Regions from separate parts of the Mus musculus genome. Here regions 1, 2, 4, 5, 6 and 7 are each linked to region 3. A link is a loop called in an ENCODE intact Hi-C map of the cell type or tissue named here. Cell type or tissue: left cerebral cortex. All regions are shown on one strand. Region 1 overlaps Slc39a8 (solute carrier family 39 (metal ion transporter), member 8). Region 2 overlaps Slc39a8 (solute carrier family 39 (metal ion transporter), member 8). Region 3 holds the start of Bdh2 (3-hydroxybutyrate dehydrogenase, type 2). Region 4 overlaps Manba (mannosidase, beta A, lysosomal). Region 5 has its middle 26 kb from the start of Gm46827. Region 6 overlaps Slc39a8 (solute carrier family 39 (metal ion transporter), member 8). Region 7 has its middle 40 kb from the start of Nfkb1.

Region 1 (4,000 bases), 570 kb before region 3:
TCCAACACTCCGTAAAGCACGAGATAATCTTTGCCACTTACCGTGTTTCTGATATCTCTTATCCAAAGCCTTCTAAACCCATCATAAAATTCTGTAGGGATTATGCAAGCTAAAATGCAGAAGGTGCTAAAATGTTTAAAAGGAGCAATTATTCACAGAAAGGCAGAGCCCACCCCCTTACCTCTGGAATAAGCTGGAAAATGGCGTTTGAGAAAAGAGTCCCAATAGCGAGTCCCACGAAATAAGTTAAAATCTTGGGGAAATAAGACTTCTTTATCAAGGGGGTTAAAATCAATCCCAGGAGAGAGGCCAGATTGATAATTGTCACTGACAGGAATCCATAGCCCCAGACTATAGGAAAAGGGGGAAAAGAGTAAAAATTAGTTACAACCAAGGTGTCAAATGCACATTAACTGCAGCACAGCACGAGCCTTGAAACATTTCATCTTTAAAGGCTTTAACAAATACCTTCTCCAACACTAAAAATTCGCATTGAGATTTATACAGAAATTTGAGATCACACGTACAGTAGTCTGAACATTAATAGAAAGCATGTTTGTAGGGTCTGGGATCTAGCTTAGTTGGTATAAGACTTAATTTATCGTGCAGGAGGCCCTGAGTCCAGTCCCCAGCATTTCATAAACTAAGTATGGTGGTTCATGCCTGTAATCTCAACACTTTCAAGGGGGAATTAGGAGGATCACCATTTCAAAGTCATCTTTGTCTACACTGCAAGTTCAAGGCTAGCCTGGGCTATGTGAAATCATGTCTCCAAAGGAAAGGAACTAGGAAGGTGTGCTTGGGCTTTAAGTGGCCCTGTGCTATGACTGGTCCTCAGATTAATGAGTGCAGAGCTGGCAGGGACCTGGAGAATATCTGAAGAAGGACAAATGACCTGCCCTGTACAGTGTACAGGCTCCAGCTACCTCCCGTCATCTGCAGCTCAAGGCTGACTTTATAATGTAGCCTTTTGCACCAGGCCTTTAGTCCCAGCCGCTGGTAGGCAAAGGGAGGCAGATCTCTCTGAATTCGAGACCACCCTGGTCTGCAAAGTGAGCCCAGGACAGGACTCACTTGCAGAAACCCAGGCCAGCCAGGGTCCTGTTACACAGAGAAACCCTGACTCAAAAAAAAAAAAAAAAGTGGTCTTTTAGAAGATACTGTGAGAGTCAAGGGAAAGATGACGTAAGCTGCTGCCCTAGTGAATTGGGATGATGTCACTTCAAACTGACAATCATCATGCCCGACACTTGGTTTCTCGTAACCATTAGTCTGAAGACCCCTGAGATCACCTTTAAAAAGAAACTCTCCTAATTTTAAACACAAACAACTCCTCAGCTCTCCCCAGCTGGGCCTCCCAGAACCTGGAGTCAGCCAGTGCCGTGAGAATATAGATAAAGACCACGTGGGAGGGGAGGGGACAGCTGGCATTGCACAACTCACATTGCCAGGCCCAGAGGAAGACTGGGTGATGCTGGCAACACCTAGAGGTGGTTCATCTCTCACTCAGACGCCCAAAGGCCACTCAGTAAATGTTGCTGGCGGGAGGGGGTGGGGATGACAAACACTATCCTAGTTTGATGCCTAACTAGATGTGCTGGATTGTAGAGGCTTGGCTTAAGAACAGAGTGAAGCGTGCACAGGATAGTCCACTGTAGCAGCGTGGTCTGAGATGTCCCATGACCACTGCAGCCAAGCTACATGTGGCACAGAGGACTGTCTAGAAGATGAGAACGCTGCTGCCGCGTGGCCGCTTTTAAAACATCCACCAGAAAACTCACTTAAACGTTGGACCACTTCCTCTCTGGCCCTGTAACACCCAGCGCACAGCAAGTGTCTGCCACGCCAGGTACTGTGCTCAGCCATCAGTGTCTTCTATCCCATTGAACCCACACAGCCTTGCAAGGAAGATACTACTGCCTTCCTCCCACCGTTACAGAAGCCAGAACATACATAGTTTCCATAAGCGCAAATCACACAGATAAAACTCTGAATTTGGGCTAAAAGCAGTCGCTGCTCTTGTAGAGGACCAGAGTTCAAATGCCAGCCCCGACCCAGAGGAATCCAACGCCCTCTTATGGCCTCTGTGGGTACTGCAGGCTTATGGCTCTTACTCAAACAGGCCTACACACAAAGACACACAGACATAATTTTTAAAACTAATTTTTAAATATGAACATGGGGGAATAAAAAAGAGCTGGAGTGATAGATTGCAATTAAAAAGCACTCGCTGTTCTTGTGGAGGACTCTGGTTTGGTTGCCAGCACCCACACAGGAGCTTAGAAGTCTCTGTAACTCAGTCTCAGGGCATCCAGTGTCCTTTCCTGATTTCTTAGGGTACCAGGCATGTACACGGTTCACATACATACATAGAGGCACAGTTTTTACAAAAGTAAAATAAATTACATTGTTCCTGAATATACCACAGCTTCAACATATGCTGTTTTTAATATTATTTCCAAAACGCTGAGTAAGCAGACTTCTTCCTTCCTTTGGCTCCCTGTTGTTATGCAGTGAGCAGAATAGGCTTAGAGGTACAAAGCTCCGGGCTCTCTGTCCCCCTTAGGCAATGCATCTATGGAAACCGCTTTGAGGGAGGAGACATCAGATAGATCTCTTGTCGACAGACAGACAGGTAGACAGACAGACAGACAAAGAAAGAAGTTCTGGATAGAATTATGTGCCTTTCACTTAAATATTTAATATGGCCAACTTCATGATTCTTCTCCCTCTTCAAGACAAAGAACTGGTGGACTCCTCTCACCCACATAACAGAAGAAACCACTCATTGGGACTTTAAACCTTGGAGTGAGGGAGCATCCTGAGGCAAGAATTAATTCGCTCCCCCCTTTTTAAACTGTCTTGCGCCTTGAGCTAGCTCAATCCAGCCAGTTCCGAGGGACAAAGGGAACCCACTCTACCCACAAACATAAGTCTTGGTTCTGCCAGACAAACTCGGATTCTAGATCTCCTCCCCAGGGGTTGCATCTGTCTCTTTGCATGCTGTGTGTGTGTGTGTGTGTGTGTGTGTGTGTGTGTGTGTGTGTGTTTGAGCATGAGAGTCCATGTGTGTGTGCATGAGGATATATGTGTGCACACAGGTGTGTATGTGTGTGTGTGTGTGTGTGTGTGTGTGTGTGTGTGTGTGTGTGTGAGAGAGAGAGACGCTTCCAATAAAACATGGCCACGTGTTGAGACCCTTCTTGTCATGCCTTCTTATCCTTTCCATAAGCAGAGAGAGCGACTCTGTTCCTAGATGAACTCACTGTGCAGTATCGATTTCATCGCTCTGGAGCTCACAGCTTCATCACCGCTTGTATTATGTTGGACAGTATAATCGTCAAAGCTGCTTCAAGGAAGAGTCTCTTGTGCTTACATCTTATTTGAATTAAGTAGTACTGTGTGAACTCTTCCAGAAATGAAGCAATTTTGGACCTTCCAGTTACTACTAAGATGTGATTAATTTCTCTCCCAAGGAAGTAAACTTATCATTGGTTTTTACTGCCTATATCATTGTGGTTTTATAAGGCAAATGAAAAGCAACTTCCAAATAAGATCTCTGAGATTACTTTATCGTCCCACTAAAATGTCAATATAAACATATCCAGAACTTTTTGTGTCATGGCTCCTTAAATCAGATTTATTTTGAGTTTTTTTTTAGTCTCTTGAATGACCTCAAATTCAACTCACAAGCAGTGAGAAGTTATATTCAGAATCTACTACATGTGGTTATTTTTAATTTCCTTGTGAGAAAGTAACATTACAGAAGGACCAAGGAAGACCCTGAACCTATAGCCATGTGTATAAGAAGCTGAGGATAGATCTGTAGATATGAATGCTTGCTGCACAGCCATGAAGATCTTAGTCTAGCACCCATATCAAAAACTCATATGTCCACACATACCTATAAAACATGTCACCAGTGTTTCAAGTGACAGGAGAATAGCTGAAATTTGATGCCTGCCAGCCTAAGCTCATGGTCAGTGAGAGCCTGTTTCTC
Region 2 (4,000 bases), 580 kb before region 3:
AAAACCTACAGCATCTATGGGGAGGGCTGTGGCTACAGAAGAGACTGTTTTTTAGATTGGCATTCTTTTTAAAATCTTAAAAATTAGGCTAAATTAAATTAAAACTTTAGAATCATGTATTTAAAAAAACACCTCAAAGACAGTGTTTTTTTATAGATATTTCCAAGATATTCTACAGCCTAGCCTACAGTCAAAAGGAACAAATTGTAATTAATTGATGAGCCCCATGATAGAGTCAAAATTAACAAGGATTCATTCGGCAGGCAAACCTCCATGCACTGCCAGCATTGTTCCTGAAGATCTTCTGTAGTCAGAACTTAGACAACATTTCCATTAGGAAGCTGTGTGGAGCGTGGGGAGCCCAAAGCTGGGAAGCAAGACCCCAGGTTGAAGCAAGATCTCAGGTTGACTTGACCACTGAGGAACCTAAGATGCTCACAGACAGGATTTGGCCCCTGGGTGCTAAGTACTATTGCAAAGCATAAAGACTGGCGACTGTGAAGTAGACCTCCTTGCTCATCTAATGTGACCAGCCCTGAAATCATACACACACAAACTACACTGACTCAATAGGTGATATTTATATATGTGTTTATATATGCACAATAATAGTCGAAGAAAAAGAGGACATCGATTTGAGAGTGAATAAAGGTAAAATAGCAAAAGGGTTGGAGGGAAGAGACTTAGGAAGTGTTAAAGGGAAGAACTGATGAAATTATATTTTAATTTAAAATTATTTTAAGGCAAAAGTCCTTCAAGCGGCCCTTCCGTGCTCTCTTCTTAACTGAATCTTGACATTGTGCTGCTTATTAACCAATTCTGAGCACAGACACCCAGAGGAAATTAACTGACTTCTGTCTTGTAAATAATAGGACATTCAAATTATATGATTTTAAATAGTAAACAGGGGCAAGGGGTGCAGCTCCTCCTGTAATCCCAGCACTTCGAATGTAAAAACAGGAAGATCGTGAATTCTAGTGGGAGAGACCCAGCCTCAAAAATTATTGTTTTAATTTTAAAATTAGTTAATAATTGATATGTGGCAGACATGGGGGGGGGGACCAAAAATGACAGCGTTGACATTATATCAATTGGAGACACATTAGGAATCCCAGATCCTTTTTTTTTTCCTAAGCCAGAGCATCCAGAGTCCTCGCCATGACTGAAGAATTTTTTTTTCGTTTGGGAAAGCTAAATCCAAGAGCCACATTCATGGCAAAGCAAACAGGGCTGAAACGAGCTCCTGCTGAAGACAGATATGTAGTCATAGTCCTTTTAGTATCCAGTAGCCTTCTCCAAACACAGGTACCCAGGAATCTACTTTAGCCCTCTCACCCTCCAGGCCAAAGGGAAGAAGAAAGGATCCACTCCCCCCTCAAAAAAAAAAAAAAAAATCAGAACTGAGAATGAGCTCCACACATTCTCATCTAGAGTAGTGGGAGAGCGAGAGAGAGAGAGAGAGAGAGAGAGAGAGAGAGAGCAAGCGAGGTGGAAGGCAAGCTAGTAAGAGAGACACTCAAGAGAGAGTGATTTCAGTTCTCTGTAACACTTGTAACCTTTTTGAATGTTACATACCAAGGGCAGGACGCGTGTCCCTCCATCTCCCTGACACATTCCCAGCACCAGGAACACATTAGATGCTTGGGGAATACTTATTAGGTGATTTGATGTATTTAAATCTGTGAGACTCTCAGGGAGATCCAAGGATCTCAAAAATACTTCTTATATGCGGAATATCACTTTATATCAGCTGCTGACACAGTCCGTGCCCTGACATCACCTACACTGTGAACGAATTCCACTTTGTTGTATCTTATGTTAAACATAACACGCACAGTTTTTGACTTCTGTAAATGGCAGAGTAATTTTTTTTCTCTTACTATAAAATCGGTAGGAGATGGTTGCACACTGCAGAGGAATGAACTAGATGGTCCCTCTAGTGGCCTAGAAGTGAAACACAAGCCACGGAGGCCTAACATTCCTAAGGATAAAGAAAGATCTAGTGGTAACAGCAGCTATTTCCAAGCTGTGCGTCCTAGAGGAAGAAATGTTCCCCACACAGAGGTTAGCGCGACCCCTCCATATCAGAAAATCAACCTAGGATGTGGTACATCATGTAGTGAGAACCGAGTAACTGAACGTGTGCACGCCCCACATGTCACGTGTCCTGCTGTGTTTCACATTTACTAGGTGCTAAGAAATCTCAGTGTTTGTCTAAATACCTAACAGTTAGAAAGGAAACTGTCAACACTAACATTTTACGGTGATAAATACAGGTTTTGATGATAACAATTTTTAAAGCTATAGGTATACAATGGGACACAAAATACTGCAGACTAAATTTCAATCGTCTTGTATATCTGATTATTCTGTGATTAGCCAGAACTGGTTGGACAAATTAGAAAATATCACATTCTTTAGCCACACACTTTAATTACTATATATTTCTTTCATTCTTCTTTTATTTCACAAAAAAAACCAAAAATTATCATTTATAAATCTAGATTACTGTATAATTTGAGTTCTATCAATATTGTGTCAACGTAAAGTACTTTTCTTAACTCATAATTTTAATAGTTTCTTCTTATTTTCGATTTTGAAACAAAAATTATCTCTGTTGAAACACTAGCATCCAACAGTATCAATTCAATTCCTGAACTCACACTTGAATTCAAACAAACGAGTTTTAAACACTGTGCTCCATCATCTTAATGGGGTTATCTAGAATAAATTATTTTGTGATATTTAATATCAGAAAACACTCTTTCAGTGAGACCGCTATAGCTTGCCCCACAGCACCTGTTGCCTCATGATGTAACACCGAGCCTTCAACTTGGTTCCTTAAATCGTTCATAGTTCTATATAATCTAAAGCACATTGGAAGTAGCGTTATGCTGGCCAGTTTGCTTACACTTTTGTTCTTCTATGATTGTTCCTTCAGCAGAATATTCACAAAACAACCCCCAGAAGAAATCAATGTCAATAATGTTTAGGCAGCTCATGATACCTGGGCCACAGGTAACATGCGGGGACATAGCTTTTTCCCTCCTCTTCAACAGATACGGAGTTCCTGGAAGTATGATCTAGAACTCCAACCTTGTCCTTCTCTGCTCATGGATTCATTGTTGATGTTGGTATGAAAATCCAATAATTTCTATTTCAAAACTGGAGGAATGACATCATGGGTATGTCATGCTAATACTGGAGAATCTCATACCATTGACATTCCAGTTCTCCTCTGCCAGACAGGATTGACTATTCTATCCATTATCAAAATAGTCTCTCCTTAGATACCTTCATGCTGGCTCTTCTCGTGACCTAACCCTCCTCTGACCTCTTGAGAGAATCCTTCCAGACTGTTCTGTTGAAAGAATCTCCCGCATGTCACTGTCAGTCCCCAGGGTTGATTTTTTTTTTCATCTAAATATGTATTGCTTCCTCATAGCTTCTGGTTTCATGCTTTCTACTATTTCCACTACATAGACTAGAAAGTAGGAGAATGTGTTTGCCTCAAAACCCCCTGTGCCTAGGGCACTGATCAAGTACTTGATATTTACTGAAAAAAAAAAAAAAGAAGGAAAATCTGCCCACGTCCAGTACAAGTAGTCTTTCCATTGATATATTTAAACTATGCAAAGCAGGGCCCACCTTCGTCGTGGTACTTAGATTTACCGGAAACATCCTCAGGCGACGCTAATTCTAAAGCAAGAATCCTAATACCTTAATTAACCCAAGCTTTTCAACAACGTGGCTAGTTAAAAAAGGAAATGTTGAGGGTGGGGAGCAGCAAGATGGCTCAGGAGGTAAGGGTGCTGGCCTGATGACATGGTTTCAATTCCCAGAACCTACATCATGGAAGAAAAGATCAACTCCCATAACTTGTTCTCTGTTAATGTGGTCACTAGCCCTTTAAATTTGTTTGTTTGTAGGCAGGGTTTCTCTGTGTAGCTCTGGCTGTCCTGGAACTCACTCTGTAGACTAGGCTGGCCTCGAACTCACA
Region 3 (4,000 bases):
ATGGGGTGCCTGGGGTCGACAGCTAGCAAGTCCTTTGTGTTCTGCCTGCAGGTGTGTCTGTGTGAGGGTGTCAGATCTCCTGCCCCTGGAATTACTGACAGTTGTGAGCGGCACATGGATGATGGGAATTGAACCCAGGTCCTTTGGCAGAGCAGTTAGAGATCTTAACTGATGGACCTTCTCTCCAGCACCCCCTTTGTCCTCTCCTTTGACTTGACCTGTTCTCTAGGTAAGCTGTTAGGTGTTTTTGCTTTTGTTCCTCCCATAGCTGTGCTCCCTGCCCCCGCATCCCCACTGTACCCTTTCGACTTTCCAGTCCTCCATACTTGGTCCTAACTCCAGGGGTTGTAGTGCTAGGTCTTCATGTCCGCAGCTGGCACTGAAAGAGTTGGGGAAAGCATGGGAGATTTTCAGATTTGCCAGAACGGAGCTGGCAGTGGCCATTAGGGATTGGGATCAGGAAATGGGTGCAGTTGTCTAGAAGTAGCTGGCAAGGAAGCAGGGATGGGGAGGGGGTGGGGGTGGGCAGTGCTTCACAGATGACAGACAGAGCCTGGTCTCCTGTGAGGGTGAGGCTAAGTCAGCTATCATCATATCAATACAATGCCTTCCAATCACAGGTTCAAGAGAATGCTGCAGTCTCCCACCTCCAGCAGGACTGAGGTTCCATTGACCCGGAGGACACCTTTGTTCTTTGTTCCCACCCTGGAGCAGACCGTGATGGATGACGTACAGAACTCTTTCTCCCTAGCCTCCTTAGGGTCCCCAGCCCCACCCTACTGAAGGAAGCATTCAGGGTGCCCCCACCCCCAAATCCACTTCTGCCTTCTCCCTGCCTCGATCCATCTGAAGTCTCTCCCATCGTCACCTGGTTCCTTGTCATTTTCTCCCACAACAGTATCTCCCCTAATAAAAGCCATCCTGTTAGGTTCCTATTAGAGCCTTCCTCTGAGATCCAGCCCGACACAGTCACACGGTAAGAGGGGCTTCTGAAGCCAACTGATGACCCCCACTCTGTGATCCAATCATGCGCACATGCTGGGTAACAGGATCTGGCTTCATGGCGTCTCCCCAATTCTGATGCAGTACGCTTTGCTTTGCTTTTTACCAGTAGCACGCAGAGAGAAATTTCACTTAGAGTGTGGTAGGAGTTGAGAGAAAGCTAACTTGTGCTTTTAGGAAGGGATGAGCCGTCCCTGCCTCCCCCGACCCTGAGTACAGCATAAGAAACTCACAGTCCAGGGCCTTCACTAAGGGACCCTGGGTATTCGCCCACCAAAGCCCTGGTTCTCAACCGTCCTAATGCAGCGACACTTTAACGCAGTTCTTCATGTTGTGGTGACCCATATTTTTGTTGCTACTTCACAACTGTAATTTTGGTGCTGTTATGAACCATAATGTAAACACCTGACATTCAGAATATCTAATTAGATAGAACCTAGGCGTGGGGGTCGCGACCCACAGGTTGAGAATCAGTGAAGGCACCTGCTCAGTGCTCTCTTAAGCACCTCCATGACCCCCGAGACCACCCAGAAGCAACCAGGCACAAAATTTAGTTTCTGTTTACTTCTAAACCTTTCTCCAGCTGACCTCCAAGCAGTCTCAAGGCAACATGGGTTTTTTTGTTTTTTTGTTTTTGTTTTTTTTTTGGGGAGGGGGGGTAACAGGGTGGGGTTTAGAGTGGGAATACGTCCAGAAATTGTAAACTTAACCCACTCTTAACATAATGACTTTCCTACTTCTAAAGATTGTACTAAAACCCTAAATTTCTTTTTACTAGAAAAAGGCTCAGAGTATTTTCTGGAATTCCAAATATTTTCACGAGCCAGTTTACTTAGGACAGATACTGGAACAGTTGTCTTTCTTTGGCTATTTTCAAACTCTAATAAATACAAGAGGATTCCCAACTCCCACACTAACTGAAGATGCATCTTCAACTCGGCGATATGGAGAAGATGGCAACACAAGCTACAACTCTCAGTCCCCAAAAGTTTTGTCGAAAGTGATTAGAAAAAAATATCTTACTTTAGAAGAGTGAGTCCACACAGTCCTCCAGATTCCTTCAGGAGACAAACTTCAGATCTCTGCGCAGGAGAAGTCACATGCTGATTAATGCACGCTGGGAGGTGGAGTTCAGGTCCCCTCCGAGTCCTTTTGCTAATGCCTGTTAAGTAAGCTTTTAAGAAGTGTTTGCCACAGCCGTGCACTTTAGATGTGTCCATGCTGCCATCTAGTGATCAGAACGTGGAACTGTGAACGCCAAACAAAGGCCTGTCTTTTGTTTGTGCAAGTTACTTAGCAGGCCAGATCCAATGGCCAGGAAGGTGGAAGGCTGCTGGAAAACACACAAGGGACCCGAGGCACTAAATACTCTGGTCTTCCTAGCTCTTAACCCAGATTGCTTTGAGCGGGGAAAAGAAAACTTCCTTGGGGCTAAAGTCTTGTTTCTGACGTTAATCCCTCAGCTGCAGAATGCTGGCATCCTGAGTGCACTGGGCCTGAGCCGAGGAGCACACCCAGCTAGGATGGGAATCTTGAAATGAACAGAGCAAAATATCATGCAATCAAGTTGGTTGAAGACTACAGGAGCCACGAGGAAAGGGCTAGGTCTTGGCTGGGTCGGAGACTTGTGAGTTAACCTGGCTAGTGTCACAGTGATCATGGAGGTCATGTGTGAATGTCCTGCATAAATCCAGGGGCTCGACACATTTGGCACACTTTGCCATGGGCTCTGGCACTGCAAAGGCTACAAAACAAAGCTATCAGATTGCGAGCCTCCTTTGTCACCTGGGCTGGCCAGCCATGCAGGTCTGCTGGGGACGCAGGCTGTACTTTCTGAGGGCTTCCTTCTTGAAGAGAAAAGTGATGCCTCCCAGAAGGTTCTGGGTTCTGCTCCTCTTTCTGAGTGGCTCCTAAAGTGTGGGTTTCACAGTCAGTCAGTTGGATGCACGTGGGTTGGACGGAGCAGAGCAAGACAGAGAGCTGGTCCTTTAAGGCAGGCACAGGGTGGCTTCCTGTGCTGCTCAGTGTGTGGGTGCTTTCTGTTCCTCCCTCAAGCTCCTGCCTCAGGCCCTGGCTTCAGTCTCTAGCACGGTATAAAGCCCAGAGTGCTAGCACCGAGCACAAATAGATGTAAGAGCATCACAAAGTTTGCTTAGAACTTCACAGCCAGCCTGGACTACAGAAGACCCTTATTCAGAACAGCTGACCCCCTCAAAGGGGAAAAAAGAGCCCAGTTTAAAAATAAAAAGACATAAATCCTATGTCTCCCTGAAATAGCTGAGTAAGCAGGACCTGTAAACTGGCCAACCTACAGCGTTCTTATATGGAGGAGAAGGAAACAGCGGCTCTGCGTTCTTATATGGAGGAGAAGGAAACAGCGGCTCTGCCAGGGTGGTGAGGAGGGGACATGGTGTGCAGGTGAAGCCCAGCGTCTGCCACACACCTGCAGGATAAACGGCAGCTTATTACAGCAGACACTTCTGTGTGTGCTCCTTGCTCTAATAGACTTGTCTTTCCCTCAACTTGCCAGGGCTTTGAAAGGCGTTTGCTTTTAATGACTATGAGAGTGCTCCAGGATTAACTTCTGTCTCTGTCTCTGCCTCTCTCCCCCAAATAAGGGACCTATCTGTAGTCCCTGTACTTGGGAGGCTGAGGTAGGAGATTAACGAGGACAAAGTAGGTTTCATAGTAAGACCTAATCTCAAAGGAAGAAGATTCACTTTCAGAAGTATGTGGTTTCAATCCTGAACAAAAGCAGGACCCCTGCCCCAAACTCAAACTGTTTTACAAGGAGTTATGACTTAGGATTAACGTAAACATTTAAAATTGTGTATGTGTTTAGGTAAACATGGAAGGCAGAGGGCAGTTGGTATTGTTCTGTGGAAGCTACCCAGCTTGCTTTTTCACACAGGATCTCAATGGCCTGAACTCACCTAGTAGGTTGGGGTGGCAGGAGAGCCAGCCCCAGGGATGAGCTTGTCAGACCTCAGTAGCACTT
Region 4 (4,000 bases), 250 kb before region 3:
TTACATGCAGAGGCACTGAGAACCCCATCCTCCTAGTTAAAATATTAGAGATTTGTGAGCATGAAAGATGATGTTATTCACCCCCAATATTTTATTCCCTAACAATATCTTTTTTGAAAAGGAGTCACTGGACCTTCAGAAGTTTATACCACGAACTTCTGATGAATAAGTAAATTATCTAAGTCTCAGCTTCAATACTTAACATGCTAAACTATGGACCACAGAAACATACACATAGCATGATGTTTAATATTTTTTGAAGGTAAAAAGTAGTTCTATGTCAAAAATAAATTTGAGAATGACTTATGTAGGGGAAATGAATTATTTCTTACTATCTATTAATATTACAAATAATATTAATTATAAAACATGATAGTATCTCTACTGATCCCCTAACCATTCCAGCAAGAACAAAAGGATGCCTTAAAGTACCCAAGAACCTTTGAGGAAGAAGTTCTCAACCTGTGGGGCGAGACCCCTTTGGGGGTCAAATGACCTTGTCACAGGGATCGCTTAAAACCATCAGAAAATAGATATTTACAGGAGCAAAATTACAGTTATGAAATGATGTTATGGATGGGGGGTCACCACAACATGAGGGACTGTGTTAAAGGTCACAGCATTGGGAAGGTTGAGAACCTGGAGGAAGCCGCAGTTTCCAGCCACCTTGTTCTGGCACTTGGTCATCTTAAAGGCCAGTGCTCTCAGGATGAATGTCACTGTCCTCCTGTCCCCTGGCAGCCTTGACTGATAGCACAAAAGCCTTCTGCAACAGGTATTTTATTTCCCGGGATACAATGGCCTTTGAATAGCTTTTGAAAAAAGATCCCTGAGCAATACATATTTGCATTCAGAGTGATCTATCATCGCTGATGGGACAAAAGAACTTTAAACAGCCCAAAGAAGTAAATGCTATGGGGGGGGGGCGGTATAAATATATTTTAAAAATGAAGAGGGCTGCAGAGATGGCTCAGAGGTTAAGAGCACTGACTGCTCTTCCAGGGGTCCTGAGTTCAATTCCCAGCAACCACATGATGGCTCACAACCATCTGTAGTGAGGTCCCATGCCCTCATCTTGTGTGTCTGAGGACAGTGACAGTGTGTTCATATACATAAAATAAATAAGTCTTTTTTTAAAAAAAAATGAAGAAATGTAAAATCAAGCAGTTTAGATTTTTAAATGATTTATGGTTTTTTTTTATTTTATTTTGGGGCAGTGGGTGGGGGGCATTGTGTGAGTGGCAGTAAAAGCCAGCAGAGGGCATCTGACCCCCTGGAAGAGCAGTTACAGGGCTTATGAGCTGCCCAGTGTGGGTGCTGGGAACCAAACTCAGGTCCTCTAGCAGCAAGCACTTCTTAGCCACTGAGCCAAGCCCCAATTTTAAAATCACATTTAAATCAAAATTTAGCATTCCAATTTTTCAATCTCTTCTTGGTTCTATAAACTCATCACTTGATTAGATGTTTTGTTTTGTTTTGTTTTGTTTTGTTTTGTTTTGTTTTCTGAGACAGGGTTTCTCTGTGCAGTCCTGGCCGGCCTTGAACTCAGAAATCCACCTGCCTCTGCCTCCCAAGTGCTGGGATTACAGGCAAGCCCCACCACTGCCTGGCCAGATTTTTTTTTTAACTGCTTCATACAGCTGTTAAATTCAACTCATAAAAATTGTTTTTATTTTGCTCTGTTTTTTCTTTTGAGGCAAGGTATCACAAAGCCCCAGGCTAGCCTTGACCTCACTGTGTAGCCAAGGCTCACCTTGATCTCCTCTTGATCCCCCTGCCTCAGCCTTCCTTCCAAGTGCTGGGATGACAGGTATGGACCGTTATGGCAGCTATGGCTTCATTGTTAAAACAGAAATGCTAGATTCAAATGTGCAGTCCTCAATGCTGTCCTCCAGATGGGGCTCTGGATACTGAGACCAAAGGCCAGAAGAGCTCATGACTGATAAGCAAATACCACACGCCTCACATTCCTCTCTCTTGCTGATCAGACAGACAGAGTGACTCACAAGCCTGGAGCCACTTCTCAGGTGTGTATAAGCAGATATTTACGAAGATGTCCGGAATTTTCTTTTCTTTTCTTTTTTCTTTTTTTTTTTTTTTTTTTTTGGTTTTCGAGACAGGGTTTCTCTGTAGTCTTGGCTGTCCTGGAACTCACTTTGTAGACCAGGCTGGCCTCGAACTCAGAAATCCGCCTGCCTCTGCCTCCCAAGTGCTGGGATTAAAGGCGTGTGCCACCACCGCCCGGCTGGAATTTGATTAACAACAAAACTGCTCGTTTCTAAACTTCATCAAACCTTGTGCTTTCCAAACTTCTTCCAGACCTACCACTCTGAGCTTTAGAGATAAAGACCATGTGGTTTGCACTGAAAAAGGACCATAGTGTGAGGGCACGGGGTGGGGGTGGGGGGTGAGGGGGGTGCCTGGTCTCCACAAATAACTCCAGCCTGTAAAAAATGATAGGTGGCCTTCCCTTCATTGCCCCCTTGCTAAGCACACAGATGGAAGCCACCAGGTTGGCATTCACACACCTGCAGAGTTGTCTGATCACGTTTTAGCCAGATGTGTATTGAATGCATCTGATGTCAAACAACCATTCCGACGACGCCTCCCTTTTTTTTTAATGTGACAAAATCAGACTCGGTTGTAATAATAAAATGGCATAAATGATGTGGCCAACATGACATGCAGATAGTAACATCAATCTCTGATTGGCCTTTGTTTGAATAGTTTCACCATTTTTTGTTTTGTTTTGTTTTGTTTTTGTTTTTCGAGACAGGGTTTCTCTGTATAGCCCTGGCTGTCCTGGACCTCACTTTGTAGACCAGGCTGACCGCGAACTCAGAAATCTGCCTGCCTCTGCCTCCCAAGTGCTGGGATTAAAGGCATGCGCCACCACGCCCAGCCACACCCTTTCATTTTGTTTGGGGTGAAGCAATAATAAGGGCTACTTACTAGAACATCAATGAAGGGCTACAGGAGCAAGGCCAACTGGAGAAAATGTGCCCCCGCCACCAGCTCCAGAACCATCACCTATAATAGGCCCCGTGGCATGGTGGCTGGAGCAGAGAGCTGAGAGCTCATATCTTTTATTCCAAACAGGAAACAGAGAGGGAACTGGAAATGGCAGGAGTCTGTGAAAGCTCGCCTCCAGTGACCAAGAGCCGCCACCACCAGCCTCCCAGAAAAGTGCTACCAGCCGGAGAACTAGTGTTTAAAACAAGAGCCTGGGAGGATATTTGAGACTCAAACCATAGTATTGATCTTTGGACATATATATATATGTGTGTGTGTGTGTGTGTGTGTGTGTGTGTGTGTGTGTGTGTGTAAAGAATACCAGGTTTGCCAATCGACCACACCATAGCCAAAAGCAAAAACTCATTGGTTAGTCTTAGGGATGTTCTCATGTGACATCAAAGAGATGGGGATATCTTAAACACAACGGTAAGTTCGTTAGACATCCCTGGCTTTCTTTCTTTTTGATACATTTCAGCAACTTGCTAAAATTGCTTGCCCCTGATATTAAAATAAACAAATAAGTTCCCAAGTATTTCTTCTACAAAATCAGAGAAGCACTGAGTGAGAGAGAGAGAGAGAGAGAGAGAGAGAGAGAGAGAAATGATTTTCCACTTCACCGATTCAGAACAGGTGTCTAGTTCCTGGTGCAATGCAGGGTGCTCTGTAATCCTAGCTGGACCTCAACCCAGCTGCACTGAGTGTTATAGCTCAGCACACACTTCCCCACACCGACTCTGCTCTCACAAACGAATATCTATTTCCTTCCATGTTATTGTTACATAGTAAGTTGTTTCTACCAAATTCCCTGTGCACCATTACCAAAGACTCGGCTTAAACCTTGATGGTCCAAGACAATGTATAATTACCAAATATACTCTACCTGATGGCCCACACCTAAAAGAACAAGAAAAAGATAATTCCAAAAAGAACAGTTCACGCAGACCAGTGCAAAATCATCTGAACTGAACTGCAATGTGTATATATT
Region 5 (4,000 bases), 300 kb before region 3:
GGGTTTGTGGATATGATCTCAGTACATCCTATACATGTTTAAGATCATGAGAAAATATACATTTTAATTAAAAACTAAATTCCAACATATGTAAAAGATTTTCCAGTATGGAGTTTAGTAAGTCTGCATGGCTGAAAGTAGAAAGAGGGAAGATTAATGGCTTGAAAGAGGTCTTAGTTTGGACTCTGGTGTGTGACCAAGGTCATTTAGTGTGTAGTGTAAAGATCAAATCCAAAACCTTCTGGTGAAGTGGCTTGGCAGTTAAGAGCACTGATCTTCCAGAGGACCAGTCAGTAGGTTTAATTCCTAGAACCCCTCACAGCTCACAACCACCTGTAACTTCGGTCCCAGGGAATATGATGCCCTCTTCAGGCTTCTGTGGGCACCAGGCATATAAATGGTGCACAGATATACATGCAGGCAAAACATCCATACACACAGAAAGAAAAAACCAAAAACCTAAGGCCTTGTCATGCCACACAAGTGATCTACTACTGATCCCACGGAAGGGCCTGGAAACCCACCAGCTATTACCTTTGGGAACTGCCTTCACTACAAAGAGCTCTCACCCCCATTTCCATGGTAGTCATATGAATGCCTTTCCCATTGCTGGGACCTTCAGATCCTGGGAGACAGGCTAAAGTGATCTGGGCTATCTCCCTCACACAGCTCAAGGTACCCCAAATAGACATCTTGTATGTCAGTGTCCATATGACAAAATATTCCAAACTTACAATGAAGAAAATGGAGGTCCAGAGAGCGCAACTCAGTTGTGGCTAAGGTGCATCTGCGTTTATATCCAGATACTTAGCGCCTAGGCTTGTGAGTTAGAGAATGATTTTATTGGGACAAAAAAGATGATAATGACTGAATCTATTAGTAGGGATTTGGTATAAGATTAAGTAAAATATCATTAATGAAGAAATGATTAATTATTTAAATATATAATACAAGCTACTTAATAATACTTAAATTATTTAATAAATATTCTAAGTGCCTAATCATCAATTAATCGGAATCCCTTTCTACCAAAAATTCCATATGTATGAAAATTTAAACCATACGAATTTTAGACATACCACCAATCTTAGACAAACACCCTTGACATCGAGAAGGCCCTAATCGAGACTTCATTCTGTGATGTAAAAGCAGAGCAGATTCTACCTCTTAGAATGCATCACAAATGAACAGAAACTGGTTAAACAGCAAATTCTGTTTTCCATTACAGTACCCTCTCTCCACCCTAACACACCCTTATTCTGCGTTGGAAACTTTAAGACAAAACTGTCTTGCTTTGGTGTTTCGTAATACTTCCTGGGACAGCCATGCCACCATGCCCCAGCCAGGACTTTCTATGGCTGTTAGCTGTGCGTCTTAAAACATGGTGCTGAAGCCCTTCCCACAGAGAGACACCATTGTTTCCTGGGTTTAGGCTCCTGAGTCCAGGCCACCTGTGGCAAGGCAGGAACGATGCTGAGTGACTTCCGAAACTAGGTCCGAATTTCTGCCAACCTTCCCGGAACTACCTTCTCCTGGAACTCAGTCACCCTGTTCAGAGGGTGCCAAGCAGCCATGAAGAGAAGGCCAGTACAGGTGTTCAGCCAACAGCCTTAACCGAGGTCCTAGCCAAAGCTTGCCAAGCCGACGGCTGCCAGGTGACCCTGCCTAGCCTTTGGGCTGTCTCAGCAGATGCTGACCATAATAGACATGGGCTGTTCTGCTGTTCTCCTCAAATGACAGATTTGAAAGCAAATTAAATACTAGTGGGGGTTTTAAGCCCTGGGTGTAGAGTGGACACCACCATTCTCCAGGCATTTGAAAAGACAGCTTGCCTACCATAAGTTCAGCAGAAAAGATACTGACTGGAGGGACACCAACCAGGCTGCCCGTACCAATATGTAAAATAGCATTTCTCTTCTTTAATAAACAATCCTGGCTCTCTTTTGTTCCAGAAACTTCCCCTTCTTACCAGGTCTCTACGCTAATCCACATGAAGGCAGCCAGAACTGCCTGCCTCTCAATGGAAGGAGAGTCCACCTTCACGCCAGTAGATGGAGATAAACACCAGAGGCAGTACAGGCGGTTGGTCGGTTGGTCGGGTGGGAAGCTACAATGAGCCTGAAAGAAGCTTGCCCTGAAAGCTTTCCTCACAGCAGGCCGCCACTCAAAAATAGCTTCCTCAGAACTTCAGTCAGCTTTTGAGGTTTCTGTACTCTGCAGGCATAACCCAAACCTTTTCAGGATCTGCAGGCCTTTCTTCTTGGGGGTGTGGGGGGAGGGGGAGGAATCCCTGCTGTTGTTCATTTACCCACCTGGGTCCCCTGGGGCAACTCTCTGCGACACAGCAGACACAGCAGTCACCAGTACAGAGTACAGCCCCCAAAGCCTGTTAAGTCTTGGCTAAGAACGCAGAGGGGCAGAAGCCAGCCAGAATGGGCGTCTTTACACGCCAGCCCCTTTCAGTTTCCAACACAGACAAAGAGCTCAGATTTGACCCATTCCCAGAGTCAAACACAGGTCAGCCCCACTCCAAAGACTGTCTTTGAGGATGCTTTCAAAGTCTTTGATGAACAACCGGCTTGTTTTTTTATACCAGCTCTGTGCAAAGATGGAGTCATAATGTGTCAACCCATATGCAGTGTGGTCCCAGAATACCACTAAAAGGACGTATTGCTTGGTAAAGCTGGGCTTGTGGCACATGTCTGTAATGCCAGTGCTCTGGAGGCTGAGGCAGGGGGATCACCATATGTTTGATGCCAACCTGGACTACATAGGGAGGAGACCCTGTCTCCTAAGTAAACGATGGTGGTGATGATGATGATGACAATGATAACGACAACGATGACAATGATAATGTTGAAGATCCCCTTTCCTTTCCCAAAGCAACAGTGTACAACTTAAGTGACAGTATGACTTGAATGAGAAGCATCATGGCATGGGTGGCTTTGTTCTGCAGTGCGCGCGCGCGCACACACACACACACACACACACACCTCTATCTCCCGACCACATGCAAATGTCCCTTATGCATTTCCAATACATTTCTTTCTGTGATCTGGGAACAACCACCTTACATATTAAACAAGCAAATATCTTTAAAAACAGGAGTGCTTCCACTTAAAAAATACTTCCCAATCGTTATTTCCATAACACTCTGAGGTAAATGGGGGGGGAAGGGTTACACCTCCTGCCATAGTCCACAAGACCGTGTGCTGGTGTCTGGCCCTCCCTGGAGAGAGAGGCTGGACTCTCTGTAGAGAGAGAGACTCAGTCATGAGTCTTTACAGCTCAGGCCTCAGCTTCGGTCTGTAACCTCTCACAGGTGCAAGGCGGCCCTGACGGAACAAATCACACGGATGTGCCAGAAGCAACAGCTTGCCAGTCAGGGGCATTGAAGGACATTACTCACAGCTGGCCAAACAGCTGGAAGACAGCACCCGTGAAACCATTTCCTCTAAGAACGCTAAAACCAGACAGAACCGCCCCCAGACAGGGCAGGAGGGGCCTTGAGAGTACATGCCGGTCTCTCTCTCTCATTCCTTCTCCTTCCAGACCCTTCTCTCTAGCTTTGGAGCTTGCAGGAGTTTCTCAACGCTGCCTGGCTTTAATTTCCTGGGACGCAATCCTTCCCTTAACAAGCACATAGCCCTCAAAAACACACCCATGTGCCCAGCCATGGTGACACACACCTTTAATCCCAGCCCTTGGGAGGCAGAGGTAGGTGGATCTCTGAGTTGGAGGCCAACCTGGTCTGAAGAGTGAGTTCTAGGACAGAGAAACCCTGTCTCAAACAACAACCCCACCCAGGTTCCAGTCCCATTAGTGCACAATCCCTCCTCCCAACATACCCAGAGAGGCCAAAAGGACCAGACAGGACACCTCTAGAGAACCTTACTGCAGCCTCCTAGACAGGCCTTGCCACCCAAGCTAGTAATGACCCATCCGACTCTCTTCCTGGGGCGCCACAGCCCCTGCACCTGTCCTTCAACCACCAAGCCAC
Region 6 (4,000 bases), 590 kb before region 3:
GTTAATCCCAGCACTCGAGAGGCAGAGGCAGGCGGATTTCTGAGTTCGAGGCCAGCCTGGTCTACAAAGTGAGTTCCAGGACAGCCTGGAACACAGAGAAACCCTGTCTCGGAAAAAAAAATGCACATATCAGGTGGTTCCCTAGGGGAACAGCTTCAGTAATGCACATGAAGTTGAAGCGGGAGAAGAGGCATGGAAGGGCAAGGAGGGAGCAAGAAGGCAAGTGTGGAGGAATGTGAGGAAGAAAGAGGGGGATAAGGAGGAGGAAGACAGGAGGTGACAGATAAAAGAGGAAGGGACGAGACTAAAAGGGTAGCAGGAAGTGAGAAGGAGATGAGGAGAGGACAAAGAGGTCATGGCTGTCTTCCAGAAGAATACCGATCACATAAATATGGCTCTCCCCTCCATGAAAGACTTTGGAAATTCCTATTTTTCCACATGCAAACATGTCCAAAACACAATGTGAGAATAAAAACAATAAAACTGTGTTTTATAGAAAGGTGGATACCTTTCTAAAAAGTCCTTAATAGACTAAGAACAAATATATTTGAATATATATATATATTCACATACATACAAACATACATACATACATACATACATACATATAAATTCTCATCATAATGCTCTTTGGCAGAAAATGCTGGGGATGCCATTTGTAAAAACATCTTTATATTTTCTAGATATTCTATACATTTTTATGATTTGCATATATTTTTTTAATATGGTGAAAAAGAAAAGAGTGGAGCCATGGTTGGGGGTAGAGACATGGAGGGGGAGAATTCCAAATGGGCATTGTAGATCCTTGAAGACTTGAAAGACCCTACTGCTAACTAGAAGGGTTCTGGTAGCAGGCTGCCTGCAAGGCTTGCTATGCATGAAGGAAAGAGCGACTGTCCCGCTAGAGCAACCCTAGTTTGATTTATGTTTCCAGTTAGCACACATGACATGAGCCAGGATCTGCAAACAGGTTTCTATGGTTTATTGCCTGTAAAGTTTATTGGCGAGAAGACAAAGACAAACAACCATTCTAGAGAAAGGTTAAATTTTGTATTCCTGTGCTGCATGAAGTCAAAAAGGAACGTAACAACCTACAGAAAATTACATTGGTAACAAAAGGGTCTAGATGTCAAGAAATGAAAACTATGTAAATAAAGGTAAAAAAAAATACAATGTGTCCTTGAATGGAAATTAATATAACATAAGTAACAAACTGGAGTTGACAGACATCAACTTTAAACAAAGGGTGGCTTAAGAAAAGCAGTTTGAGCCAGGCGTTGTTGTGCACACCTCTAATCCCTGCAAGCAGGAGGCAGAGGCAGGCACATCTCTGTGAGTTCAAGGCCAGCCTAGTCTACATAAAGAATTGCAGGCAAGCTAGGGTGACATAATGAGGCCCTGTCTCTAAAAGTTAAAAAAAAGAAAACAGAAAAACAAAACAAAACAAAACAAAAACAAAAACTAGGAAGGACGTAAGCCAGTGCTGTAGGAGAATGGTTTGACCCTCTCTAATTCATTCTTCTTCCCAAGGTGTCCTGGGAATGCATCTCCTTTCTCTGCATGGATCATCTGCCTGTTTACTTAGCCTCTTGAAGACAGGTGACCAAGTCACCTTGTAAGAGCTGCCAAGGACCTCACAACTCCAGCTCTGGTAAAGGTCTGATCTCATAAGTTAACAGGAACCAGAAAGTTACAGACTCTGGGAGGGAACGTGAAAAGAATTGTTGTCCTATCCATCCACAGTACTTCACAATTTATATATAAAGCAGGTCTGCTGCTAGCATCTGCATCTTCCCCTGGTCATTACAACACCCTCAAGACTGAAACCACACACATTTCAGTATTTTCATTTTGGAGACACAGAGAATGACCATCTGAGATTAGAAGCAAGATGCTCAAAAAAAATCACACAGTAGTTATGGGGTCAGACTACTTAATAATTCATTGAGTACAGTATCTGTTCCACAGCAGGAACTGTGTTAAGTGAGGTTGTAAATATAAATAAAAGAACCCTCATTTCGTTGCAATTCATAGCCCAGAAAGGAGCATTCAGAATTAGCACTACAAGCATATGATAAATAGCTCAGAAATGACTCAACTCCTCTTCTGCCTCCTCCTCCTCTCTCTGAATATGACTCCTGAAATGTTTGGGTTTTTTGTTTTTGGTTTGGTTTTTGTTTGTTTATTTGTTTTTTTGGTTTGTTTTGTATTTCCACTTGCCACTGGGGAATCCCTACAGAAAGGAAAACAGGAGAAGTCACGTTTTTATTCTTCCAGTTTCTTTGTGTACTCTGCCCACCTCAAGCTGTCTGTATCCCTCAAATGAAGACCACAGTTTCTCTTATGACAACTCTCCTTTCAGGCTCCAGCAGGCCTCTTTGATGTTTATTCACTTCGTTGTGCCACTATTTCCTACTGGAAATCATTGTAGCTGGAAATACCATAGGAAATCAGATCCCCCCCCCAAAAGGAAATGTTAATTTGCTTTTTTCATAAGATTCAAAGTTGAGAGGAAATAGAAGGAGAGCTACAGATCAGGAATATTACATTTCCAAGGGAAGAAAAGAATACAGTCTCTGCAAAGTTCAGGTTCTAGTACGTCCTGACCCTTGGTCCTGATGACCTTTCAGAACCAGTAAAATTGGAAGAGACGATAGCATTCAGAGATGCTACAAAAGATCTTCTGGCAAACTGTGGTCTATCAATCATACACAGACTTCTAGGATTTTAGAGTAAAACAATACCCTCTTTAGCATTAGATGTTGGTTGGTGGGTCCTTACAGAAACTCATCTCTGGCCATAGAAAACCCAGTAGATGCAGGATCATGTGTAACTAACTGGCTATAATCTGATCCAGCAAAGTTTAAAATTTGATATTCACAACTTTGTTCCATTTTTAAACTAATGTGCACCTAAAGAAGAGGTCCACTCGGATCTTGAAGATGCATGCATGTGAGTTATAGTCCCAGATGATTCAGTCTTATGACATTTCACCCTAATTAGCTCTTTTCCCTCAAAACAAAGCTTCAAAAGGAGCTCCCACCAGCCAGCTCACTGTGTCAGATCTGTGAGTGTGTCAGCACCAGCCAGTCTTGCAAGCTTGACCTGAGACACAGCGATAAAGGGCAACCCTCCAAGTTAGAAGGAATTTGGATGCAATGCCTGATTCTCTACTCCCTACAAAGGAGTGGGTCTGAGGTCTCATACTACATAAACCCGGGTGGAACTTTTCAAAGACAAAACTGGAAAATTGGTAGTGAAGATGCCTGTAATGAAGTGTTAAGGGTGGGGTTCTTAGTAAACCCATGGCACAAGGCTAATTCTCTTTGCCTAAATCTCATAAAGGAGAACCCAGAGGACAGCCTTCACAATAAAGTGAACAAAATCTGATTACAATTGTCATTCTGTGTCTTTCAATAGCCATCTTGATATTTGCTTAATGAGTCCACATAGAAAAAAAATGCCAGAAGAGTAGGGAAAGAGGTTATTAATGGCTTCAACACCCTCTTCCTCTACAGAGGTGATCTGGCTTTCCAGAGTTCAAGAAAGGCCCAACCTGTGGAAAGCCAAAATGGCATGAAGCTCCCCTGCCCAAGAACAACATGGCCCAGCTAGCTGTGTATGGCTAGGACATACCCTAGCCCCCTCTCATTGTGAGGGGTACTCACTCATTAGACTCACAAAGATAGACTTGTTTGATACATGCCTTCTTTGCTGCCAATACTTGTGCAAGTAGTATCTTTTAGAGGTTTATATAGCGCACCAAGGTCATCTGTAAAAATGGCCTCCATACTGGTTTCCAGCAAAAGAAGGAACACAATCAATTCATTCATACAATGTGTAGTTTGGGTCACTTAGTCCCCATAGAAGCATCCGGATGGAACCGTGGTGAAAAGTTCAGTTAGAATGCAAGCCAAGGGACCAACACAGTTACCATGCTGTCCATAGAGTATGGACAAATGCCTCCTGTCAGCAGATTCATTCACACACACACACACAC
Region 7 (4,000 bases), 450 kb before region 3:
TGTATGAGTGTTTCGCCATCATGTATGTGTAACAGATGAATAAAAGGAGAACATGACCACTTTCAGGTATGGCTGAAGCTTTTATCGTAAATACGAGGGAGGGAGAGAAAGACCGGTTAGACGTTGGGGAAAATGGTTATGAAAAGCTTGAGAATCTTTTTGTTATTTCCCGTTTGGTTGGGTGGTTGGTTGATGACTGATTCTTGTTGTTGTTTTGCTTGTTTGTTTTGGGTTTTGGTTTTTGATGAGATAGACGAGAAAGAACAGAAGCATTGCAAAACAGAAAGAGGTGACTAACTAGCAACTTTCTGGGGGTGGAGAAAGCCTGTGAAGGAGATCATCAGAGCTCCAGGCAAGAATTTGGCTCTGAGAGGAAAAAGGAACAAGCGGGCCTCCAGTGCATACCTGAGAGGAGGTGGGGAGATGCCTGCTTCTCAGGAAGTATGCGGCAGGCCTGTCACCTGACAGACAACCAGGTTTCCGATTAAGAAACTAGGTGCGCTGATAAGGAGCCTGAGAGTTAAACATTAAGAATGATGAGTGTTTGAAGTAGAAACCAAAGAGCCGGTGAGGATCTAAAATGAAAGCATGTAAAATTCTATTGTCCTGAGCTGTGAAAAGGCTCCCTGAGAACCGCCAACATCACAGCAAAGAAAGTAGCAAAGGCACGTAGGTTCTACTGCCTATCTTAGCTAGGGTTTATGGTGCTGTGACAAGACTCCATGACCACAGCAACTCTTAGCAAAGAAAACTCTTATCCGGGGCTGGCTAATGGGTCAAAGGTTTAGGTATCATTATGGCAGGAAGCGTGGTGGCGACCTGACAGACATGGTACTGGAGAGTGTTAGCTGGAAGTTCTATATTTGGATCAGAAGGCAACAGGAAGAGAGAGATACTACTGGACCTGGCTTGAGAGTTTGAAACCTCAAAGCCCCACCCCCCAGTGACCCACTTCATCCAACAATTCCATACCCACTCCAACAAAGCCACACCTCCTTATAGCACCACTCCCTATAAGCCTATAGGGGCCATTTTCATTCAAACCATCACCCTGTTCCAGTATCAGTAGTATCTAGATGGATTCACTATAATTACTTCTTCACCAAAAATATATTAGACATTATAGTAGACATCATAGGTGGGATGTGTTTCATCCTTAGGGTTAATAGATAGATAATACATATCATATTGATAATAATTTCCAAGTTACATTTGATGTTTAGATATGCATAGGGGTACAATTGTTTGAATTACTGTTGTGTTTATCCATCATTAATATATGTTGTGTGGATGGTTGGATAAGTGTGTACATGCCTGACACAGCAGGCAGGTAGAGATTGGAGAGTGATGCGCTGGAGTGGCTTCCTTCCACCGTGTGTGTGTGTGTGTGTGTTTGTGTGTGTGTGTGTGTGTGTGTGTGTGTGTGTGTGTGCTGGGTATCGACCTCACTCAGGTCAGGCTTGGTCGCTGTGTTTTTGAACATTGATTTATTTTATTCTTCTTTGGGTGGGAGAGAACGTAAGTTGATTACATCTGTTTCTGCTTGTTAGAGTAGATGGAGGACACTTCACTTGCCACTGTGACTGGCACCAACTTTGATGGGACTAAAATCAAACGAGACTTAAAGCATCCATAGAATAAATCAAGCATTCTTCCGTAAGTGATTCCCTTTTTTAATCTTTCTATTTTAGCGTTGTTGGGTTCCCCCCCCCCCCTTGGATCCATCGTCAGTCCCTCCGCCTTGAGTCCTCACCTCAGCCCAACGTCCTTCCTATGTGATAAGGTTTTTAACCAGATCAGGTGCACAGAAATAGAAGTTACCACCGCACTTTCTAAGCATGGTGAAGCCCTGTTATAAACTAGTCAATCTGGCTGGTCTAGTTGTTTTCCTTTCTTTGTGCGGGCGAGGTGTTGAGTCTTTGTATTGCGTATCTGTACACATGCTTTAAATTTTTTCTTCATGTTGAGATCGTTTGAGAAAAATGTGGGTGGGGCGAAAGAAGATTCTGCTCTAAACTATTTAAAACCTTAAATCTTCAAACCTCAGGAGATAAATACAAGGTATTTAAGACTCCCATGAGTCATAGACTAAGAAAAAAAAATCTTAACCTGGAAAGAAAGAAATAATGTTTTCACCACATCTAACAAGATGTTCTGAGCTGTGGCTTTAATGTACATGTCCACGGCGCCACCTAATGGCTGGATCAATCTTAAAACTATCTCTCAATACAGTTAACCAGGTAATTCTCGAAATTGGGCATGAGGTGGCGCTAGAGTTCTTCTTAGATGAGCTCTGAAAGCCTTTACAAAGCAAGCTCACATTCAAGGGCATCCACCAGGGCTACACAGAGAAATCCTGTCTCGAAAAACAAAAACAAAAATAAAAACATAGAAATCGCAACAAACCACAACCTTACCCTAAAGTCGTGAACATTCACTAACTTATCCCGTTTCCTTTTTATCATATTTTTTTATTTTTTATTTATTTTATTTTTATTTTTATTTTATATTTTATTTTACTACTTTATTCTGTTGATGAATAAAAATCTACCTTGAAATACAAATCCACAATGTGTCATTTAGGAGGTGACTCAGGTCCGTCACCTGAACCGTCTGTGTCCCCACAAGGGTGGGAATGCAACTGTCACTGTCACTGTCACTGTGTGAGTGAAGCCTTCCTTAGATTCCATTACAGAACGAGGTAAAGCGCTGAAGAGTGATAGCAGTAGTAATGGTGATTGACAGCTGGGCGTGTCCCCACTGAACACTGAATGAGTAAAGCCACACTTTCTAAGGGAAAGCAAAGGAGACTGACCGTGCATTCTGACCACCGACCAAAGCTGCACCATTTGTCCGCATAAAGCGATGGAGGGATGAGAAAAATGAAAGAAAGGAGAGAGCAGCATTATAAATAACTAATGTAAGCAAATACTGTTAGTCCTTCCAGCTCACAGATGGTGATGGATAGTTTCCAGAATATGGCTTGAATGTGGCTCTAGTGCCCAACTGATAGCTCCTTGGAATGTCCAAGTGTTGGTTGGTATTGTAATTCATTTAGACAGGGGGGGAGAAGGGGGAAAGGAAGGAAGGAAGGGAGGGAGGGAGGGAGGGAGGGAGGGAGGGAGGATAAATTTCTTCTCATCAGGGTCATTCTAAGACCCAGATTCCCAGAGTGACTGACCTCAGTGACTGCCACACCCTAAGAAACAATTCTTTCCACACTTCCAGCCCCTGCAAAGTCTCTACAATAAAAATGGCAAGTCATTTTAGCCACATAGAAAACATGATGCATGTGTTCGCTCGCTATATTCGGGAATCCAATTATACACTGTTTTCTGTGAGATGCAGCATGGCAATCATAAACCGTTTCCTTCTCAAATGAACACTCGTATCAGCATCTCCAGCTCACCCCACAGCAATGTTAGGGAGCAGTGGGTGGGAGGAAATGGGCGTCTGTTCCCCAACCGACCACTATTTAAAACCATGGCTTACACATTTGTGGATTGCTGAATGTGTGTTCACGATATAGTTTCACAGAGTGACTTTCAGATCTTGGAATTAACCCTTCTTGAGTTTAGCACACATAGGTAGACATGTACATATCCTGGAAATATAGATACCCCAAGGAGCATATGTCATAAACACTTTATGGCAAAGAACATCCCAGATAGCCAAAATGAAGGGCCTGGCTATCACTTCCTGTGAGTGCTCGGAGCGCTCTCTGGCTGCTTGTGCCATAGCCTCTGGGTAACAAGGAATGTTTGCAACTTCTTCAAGTCCAGGCTGCATCATCACAACAACCATTTTACTCACCGAGACAAAAAAATCAGATGTCAGCTATCTGCTTCATTGGCATATCAGGAAATAAAAAGCCATTGCCACTGTAAGAAACCCTGACCTGTTGAAATGCCTTGGAGGCGTGCCTCGGTGCTAATTAAAATAATAGACACTGTCACATGAGGCAGTTATTTTCCAGAAAACAGCTGACGTGTTCTGTGTT

Evidence for each region. Peaks named below come from ENCODE experiments on the same cell type or tissue, not always from the same donor. Only the 100,000 strongest peaks of a DNase experiment are listed, where the experiment ranks them.
Region 1: it touches region 3 in a loop (3-fold over the local background); 3 of 42 quality-filtered maps call a loop at or near these places.
Region 2: a loop joins it to region 3, with 2.8 times the contacts of the local background. A loop is called at or near these places in 3 of 42 quality-filtered maps.
Region 4: a loop joins it to region 3, with 2.5 times the contacts of the local background. A loop is called at or near these places in 6 of 42 quality-filtered maps.
Region 5: a loop joins it to region 3, with 2.5 times the contacts of the local background. A loop is called at or near these places in 13 of 42 quality-filtered maps.
Region 6: a loop joins it to region 3, with 2.9 times the contacts of the local background. A loop is called at or near these places in 2 of 42 quality-filtered maps.
Region 7: it touches region 3 in a loop (4-fold over the local background); 30 of 42 quality-filtered maps call a loop at or near these places.

Annotation. Positions count from the first base shown.
Region 1 is chr3:135,852,255-135,856,254 of GRCm38, reverse strand. Slc39a8 (solute carrier family 39 (metal ion transporter), member 8) reads right to left here. Exons shown (of 9, transcript NM_001135149.1): 4 at 182-351. Among named protein-coding and RNA genes, the nearest start is that of 4933401H06Rik, 14 kb to the right of the region's middle. In left cerebral cortex, a CTCF peak has its summit at 2,063 (motif pointing left); no DNase peak of the experiment used is centred here.
Region 2 is chr3:135,861,036-135,865,035 of GRCm38, reverse strand. All of the region lies in intron 6 of Slc39a8 (solute carrier family 39 (metal ion transporter), member 8), which reads right to left. Among named protein-coding and RNA genes, the nearest start is that of 4933401H06Rik, 23 kb to the right of the region's middle. In left cerebral cortex, a CTCF peak has its summit at 1,948; a DNase peak (open chromatin) is centred at 1,944.
Region 3 is chr3:135,279,394-135,283,393 of GRCm38, reverse strand. Bdh2 (3-hydroxybutyrate dehydrogenase, type 2) reads right to left here and starts at 2,173. Exons shown (of 10, transcript NM_001172055.1): 1 at 2,026-2,173. It overlaps Gm46826 (a long non-coding RNA gene), which reads left to right. Exons shown (of 3, transcript XR_001783991.2): 2 at 52-229; 3 at 621-962. In left cerebral cortex, a CTCF peak has its summit at 2,237 (motif pointing left); a DNase peak (open chromatin) is centred at 2,233.
Region 4 is chr3:135,532,243-135,536,242 of GRCm38, reverse strand. All of the region lies in intron 7 of Manba (mannosidase, beta A, lysosomal), which reads right to left. Among named protein-coding and RNA genes, the nearest start is that of Manba, 49 kb to the right of the region's middle. In left cerebral cortex, a CTCF peak has its summit at 1,890; a DNase peak (open chromatin) is centred at 1,893.
Region 5 is chr3:135,580,066-135,584,065 of GRCm38, reverse strand. No RefSeq gene overlaps it. Among named protein-coding and RNA genes, the nearest start is that of Gm46827, 26 kb to the left of the region's middle. In left cerebral cortex, a CTCF peak has its summit at 2,042 (motif pointing right); DNase peaks (open chromatin) are centred at 2,077 and 3,344.
Region 6 is chr3:135,872,920-135,876,919 of GRCm38, reverse strand. The region is part of intron 6 of Slc39a8 (solute carrier family 39 (metal ion transporter), member 8); the gene reads right to left. Among named protein-coding and RNA genes, the nearest start is that of Gm31243, 27 kb to the left of the region's middle. In left cerebral cortex, no CTCF peak of the experiment used is centred here; no DNase peak of the experiment used is centred here.
Region 7 is chr3:135,729,731-135,733,730 of GRCm38, reverse strand. No RefSeq gene overlaps it. Among named protein-coding and RNA genes, the nearest start is that of Nfkb1, 40 kb to the right of the region's middle. In left cerebral cortex, CTCF peaks have their summits at 2,253 and 3,741; DNase peaks (open chromatin) are centred at 2,236, 2,745, 3,322 and 3,934; H3K4me3 peaks cover 461 bases.